2 separate regions of the Homo sapiens genome follow, and region 1 is linked to region 2. A link is a loop called in an ENCODE intact Hi-C map of the cell type or tissue named here. Cell type or tissue: ascending aorta. All regions are shown on one strand. Each heading gives the region's core, and the rest is flanking DNA. Links, peaks and the distances in the headings are about the cores only.

Evidence for each region. Hi-C counts contacts between places; a loop is a spot of excess contacts. Peaks named below come from ENCODE experiments on the same cell type or tissue, not always from the same donor. Only the 100,000 strongest peaks of a DNase experiment are listed, where the experiment ranks them.
Region 1: a loop joins it to region 2, with 3 times the contacts of the local background. A loop is called at or near these places in 17 of 110 quality-filtered maps.

What each region holds. Positions count from the first base shown.
Region 1 is chr3:15,201,226-15,204,148 of GRCh38, forward strand. It overlaps the pseudogene COL6A4P1. Among named protein-coding and RNA genes, the nearest start is that of CAPN7, 3.6 kb to the right of the region's middle. RefSeq lists an enhancer at 1,542-1,591. In ascending aorta, for the core only: a CTCF peak has its summit at 1,636; a DNase peak (open chromatin) is centred at 1,646.
Region 2 is chr3:15,803,534-15,806,456 of GRCh38, forward strand. It overlaps a transcript of ANKRD28 not described here. Among named protein-coding and RNA genes, the nearest start is that of ANKRD28, 7.0 kb to the left of the region's middle. RefSeq lists enhancers at 1,095-1,234, 2,462-2,511. In ascending aorta, for the core only: no CTCF peak of the experiment used is centred there; no DNase peak of the experiment used is centred there; H3K4me3 peaks cover 421 bases; H3K27ac peaks cover 1,449 bases.

The DNA.
Region 1 (2,923 bases), core at 184-2,683, 600 kb before region 2:
CCTCACCTTCTGAGCCTCTGCCTGCATTTCACTGTGTCTGCTCCAGCTACACTGGCCTCTGTTCCATGTTCAGTTTTGCCACTGGCCACTGCACAAGCAGTTCCTTCTATCTCAGGGAAAGTCTTTGCTGACCCCCTAGTTCAGGTCAGTTTCCTTTTCATAAGCTCTTACAAAACTGTTGATTACCTTTGGAGTACTCGTCTACATTTGTAATGATTCATTCACTAATGGCCTTTATTGATTGATTAATGCCTGTGTCCTCCCAGTAGGCCAAAAGCCCTATGAGAGGAGGGCCTGTTTTCACACCACTGTATCCACAAATGTCAGCATTTACCTTCTCTCCTTCTTGAGACTGCTCTAAAATTATGTAAAGGAATTAAAGTACCAAGAAAGGATCAAAATAACAGGATATGAGCCCAGTGTAGCCTGTAGATGTGCAATGTTGTCTCTTAGTACTTAGAAAAACATTTCACTGGCCAGGAGTGGTGGCTCACAATTGTAATCCCAGCACTTTGGGAGGCCGAGGCGGGTGGATCACCTGAGGTCAGCAGTTCGAGACGAGCCTGACCAACATGGTGAAACCCCATCTCTACTAAATACAAAAAACTAGCCGGGCGTGGTGCCGCATGCCTGTAATTCAAGCTACTTGGGAGGCTGAGGCAGGAGAACTGCTTGAACCCAGGAGGCGGAGGTTTCAGTGAGCTGAGATTGCACCATTGCACTCCAGCCTGGGCAACAAGAGTGAAAACTCTGTCAAAAAAAAAAAAAGGGGGAAAACATTTCACTTTATTTTTACTTAAAAGTCAGTATTTTTTACACCAAGATTTAAATTTCTGGCTTCTCTTGATTTAAAAAAATATATTGGACCTACGTTCCCTTGAACTGTCTAGAGCTAGTAGTAACTGCCCCAACTCACTTCTTCCTAAAATTTGCTTCTCAAATTTGCTCCATACCTTGCCTCAGGGATGGTGCTGTTATCTCTAAAGAGCCCCAGAGAGCCCTGGACTTGAAAATTATTGTGCTCTTCAGGGATTATGGTAGATATTTATTTATTTATTTTAGATGGAGTTTCGCTCTTGTTGCCCAGGCTGGAGTGCAATGGCGTGATCTCGGCTCACTGCAACCTCCGCCTCCTGGGTTCAAGCGATTCTCCTGTGTCAGACTCCTGAGTAGCTGGGATTACAGGCGCCCACCAAAATGCTTGGCTAATTTTTTGTGTTTTTAGTAGAGACAAGGTTTCACTATGTTGGCCAGGCTGGTCTCGAACTCCTGACTTCAGGTGATCCACCTGCCTCAGCCTCCCAAAGTGCTGGGATTATAACCTATGCCTCCCTGGTTCAAGCAATTCTCCTGCCTCAGCCTCCCAAGTAGCTGGGATTACAGGCACCTGCCACCATACCTGGCTAATTTTTTGTATTTTTAGTAGAGATGAAGTTTTGCCATGTTGGCCAGGCTGGTCTCGAACTCCTGACCTCGGGTGATCCACCCACCTCGGCCTCCCAAAGTGCTGAGATTACAGGTGTGAGCCACCACACCCGGCCATGGTAGATATTTTAATGAAATGTTTGTTGAAAGGATAAAGTTGTGACCACAAGCCCCTATGAGGTAACACCTAGCTGCAGTGCCACATATGAACACAAGGTGACAGTGTGCTCTCAGGAATCTGCATAAACCCAGCACAGTTGGTGAGGATCTGTAGTAAATAGGATGACTTGTCCCACCCAACTGTGAGAGAGGGCAACTACCAAAGACCAACAGCAACATAGCATGTGTCCTAGAGGGTCACAGGGGAAAAAACTAAGAAGGAAGGAAGCTTCAAGGCCAGGGATCCAGCACAGCAGAGATGGGACTGCAGGGAGGGAATTTAACTCACCCCTGTCTTTGCTGTCCTTAGCATGATCCACTCTTCCCCTGAGTGCTGAATTTCAAGGCCATGAAGCCATGGTCAAGAGACTTGACTGGGAACGGGCCTTAAGCTTTCAGTGACTCCCTTCTAAATCTAGAGCAGTGGTTCTCAAAGTGTGGTCTCTGCACCAGCAGCATCACTTGTCAGAATCTGCAGAAATGCAGATTCCCAGGCCCTGCCCAACCCTACTGACCCAGGCATTCTAGGATGGAGCCCAGAAACCTATATATAATCAGATCCCTGGGTGGTTCCAAAGCAGCTAAATGTGAGAAGCACAGCTCTAAAGTCTCATTTTCCATCTCTTCCCACAGCCACACCCAGTGAATCCCAATCCTCAAAATACACGGACCTCAACACTCCTGCCTCTAGTTGAGACTGAAACATCCATCTCTTCCTCTCCTGCTTTGCTCTTATTCTGCCTTTGGGACTCAACTCAAGCCACCTTTCTTCTGGAACACTGTGTTAGACTCCCCAAGCTGATTTAGGTAGTGCTCCTCCCAGCCTCTGCCTTCTCTCTTTTAGCAATTATTAAATGATGCTTTTAACTGTTGGCTGCTGAATGTCTTGCTCACCACAGTGTGAGCTGTCTTTACCTCCAGTGCCTGGCCAACAGAATTTTGCATATGTATTTAATGAAATAATAAACTACCATCATTTGGTTGGCAGCTTTAAAAAGGGTAATAACATCTTTTTCACCTACAGTAGAATTTTATATACACACATATCCTAACTTAATTTTATATACATATTTAAAATATATAGAATTAAATATAATCTTAATAGATTCCATATGTAATTATATGCAGATTATAAGCTCCCTGCAAGTCTAAATTTCAAAACTATGCTCTGCTGTTTCTGACATTTGTAGGACAGGCCAAGGAATTCAACAGTCAATAGCAATAGCCATTTAACCAAAGGGAAAAAAAAAACCAACAAGGAGCTTCCTGAGCAGGGGTGTGTGCAGACCAGTGCCCTCTCAATGTCTGTCTCCAGGTCTCATCCCTCTCTATGTCTGTC
Region 2 (2,923 bases), core at 90-2,589:
TTGAACCTGGGAGGTGGAGGCTGTAATGAGCTGAGATCACACCACGGCACTCCAGCCTGGCGACAGAGCGAGACTCCATTTAAAAAAAAAAAAAAAAAGAAATATATTTTAGAAATAGGATTTATAGGACATGTTAATAGACTGGCTACAAGAGTGATGGAGAAGATGATAATCAGAAACCTCCCAGGTTTTTGACTTAAGCAACCAGTGCTTATTGGAGTTTAAGAAATTTGGGACTTTTTTAGTTTCCAAATTTATACAATGAAGAATGTTACTTGTTACATCAATATCTAAGGTGCATTTCATGCTCTCAAACTCTGTTTTAAACTTAATACAGAGCCCATTATCTTAGCATCTACCCTCATGACTTCTAAATGAAATGTTAAATCCCAAAGTTGCCTACATCTAGGTGAATATTAAAAAAATTCATAAAGAATGGTGAGATCTGGCTCAATTCTACTCAATCCAGTACACTGAAATTATCTAAAAGTCTTTTGGCAAGAATACCTTACTTTTTAAAACACTCAACAAAAATACCACAGCACTGATTAAACAATTATTAGACATTCATATCTCTACTATACATACCATGCCAAGGAATTATAAGGTATCATATATCACCTTCAAACTCCTTATGCAACTTAAATAGGGCATTATGTCATACACGTAAAAATCTAACCAGTACAAGATAAAAGACAGTAAAAGACAGTATATACTGAAGGCCGAGATATAGACTATACCTGCTACCAAGTCCATCATAGGAAAGAGTGTAGCATATGAAGTTATTAATTGTAACTGACATATACAGATACCTTCTAACTGTCCATTCTCTAAAAAAATGGATATTTTAATAAAACTCTCCATAAACCTCATTATTTTGCTCCTCCTTTAATTTATAGGAAGGGTGCTTTGTCAAAGAAATCAATGGTCTGCTAGTTAGAACATTCCATGTAAAAACTCTATCACATTTTTCAGAAAATGGTTGAAGATTCAAAACTATCATTTATAATATATAATTGTTAAAAGTGAGTATAAGTGACTGTTGAGCAGTTAAAAGCAATGGCTCACGGTGTCCAGGATAGATAAGAACAAACATACAGAAGCAAAGGTAATTACAGCAAATGAGACAAGTTGTAGGATGTGGTCATTGAGGTGGTTACAGCCAAGTGGAGGTGGTTACAGCCAAGTACAGATGACTGCTGGTGTGGAGGTTGTTAAATAGTTAAGTATGTTCAAAATGTCATCTACAAAGAAATGAAATCACCTAGATGACAGACAAACATGATCCAGATGTGGAACTGGGGTATGAGATGTGACAGATGATAGCAACAAGAAATAGAAGGATCACCTAGCCAAATGGTATGTGCCTCAAAGGAAGGAAGGTTTTTATAGACAGGCAGACTAGTAACATTTTAACACTATAATGGGGGACTAGAAGAATGCTGACTTTGCGCTCTTTCCTCCTCCCAACACACATGTACTTACGTAGCAGGTACTTACGAAAACAGAGTTTCACTGACTTTTCCAAGTAAGTGTAGATTCAACAGTTACACATATGAACTTAAGGTTTAAATCAATATTTAGATGACTATTTTTAGATTTCAGCCTTAAGAGAATTACTTCCTTCCAAAAGAATATAAGTAAAAAATTCAACAGGCCAAACTAACACAGGTTAGTTTTCTAGAATACACCTAATATGCCAAAACTAAGGAACAAAGGGAGAAAAACTACTCTGTTAGCAAGTATGTAGTACTGCATTTAAGTAATGTCTTTAAAAGTTAGGTTATTTTCTTCATAATTTTGATTACCTTGAGAAGCAGTTTGAAATTAAGGAAAAGGACTCATCATTTTAGAGGTCTTTTTTTTAAAGTTGTGATACTTTTTAAAATATCCTAGTCAATCTGATTAGTAAAATTTTTAGCTAAGATATGTGATGAGTAGTATCTCTGACATATGACTTATGTTCTATCAGGCCAAGGATAAACACATTCTCTGAAATCTACATTATTATTTGCAAAGTTAATTATTGTTCAGCAACTGTATCAAAGACAATTTAGCCCTCATATTAAAATCAGTTGAGTGCAAAATTTTTATTTTAAACAGGCTGAATTTTGCCCTTCTTAAAAAAAGATTGAGGAAAGATTATGTGCAATTCATTCTGGTTTTTACAATGTGGTGATGCCAGAGTAAATGTAGTATGAAGTTAATGCACTTTAAAAGCTGAAGGGAGAAAATTTTCAGTTTTAAAATAAGTTGCTATGGTTACAAAATGTTTACCTTTATAAGCAATAATTATGTGAGATGTCCAAGGAATTCCCGAAAGTACAGTAAGATCAGTATCTGAAGTGTACATTCGTTATTTCACAAACAAACTGAACCCAACTGCATACATCACTTCCGTTTCAAAGTGGCTATCGTTTGGGAAATACTAAAAAAAAAATGATTCATGTCTTTCTGAACCATATTGGAGACAAAAATACTGACCATAGCTATTTTTAAATTCAAGTAATGACTCAGAGAGTTTTAGTTCCTTTTATCAAAGAGTGCTGTAATTTTACATAGCACCTTCTATTGTTGAAAGAAGGAAGGTATGTTTGTAATGTGTCTCAGGTGTGGAGTTTCTTTTATACATAAATTTTCACGCCTTCGATAAACTTTTAAAAAGCCATGCTTGTAACAATGTTAATTCAGAGTAAAACGATGTCAACTCCTTTAGCTGTAGACAATTTTGAACTTCTTAAATGGGAAGAAGAGGCCCCTATAAGAATTGATAATTAGCCCATTCCTAACTAGGTTGTTAAATCCGCTATCAGTTACTGTATTGTAGAAATTTTTTGTGTGTCTGTGTTTTACATTTAGAACATTCAGTTTTGTAAGACTACTTATAAAACTTTCAACCCCATATAGCTGATCTTAAAATTAG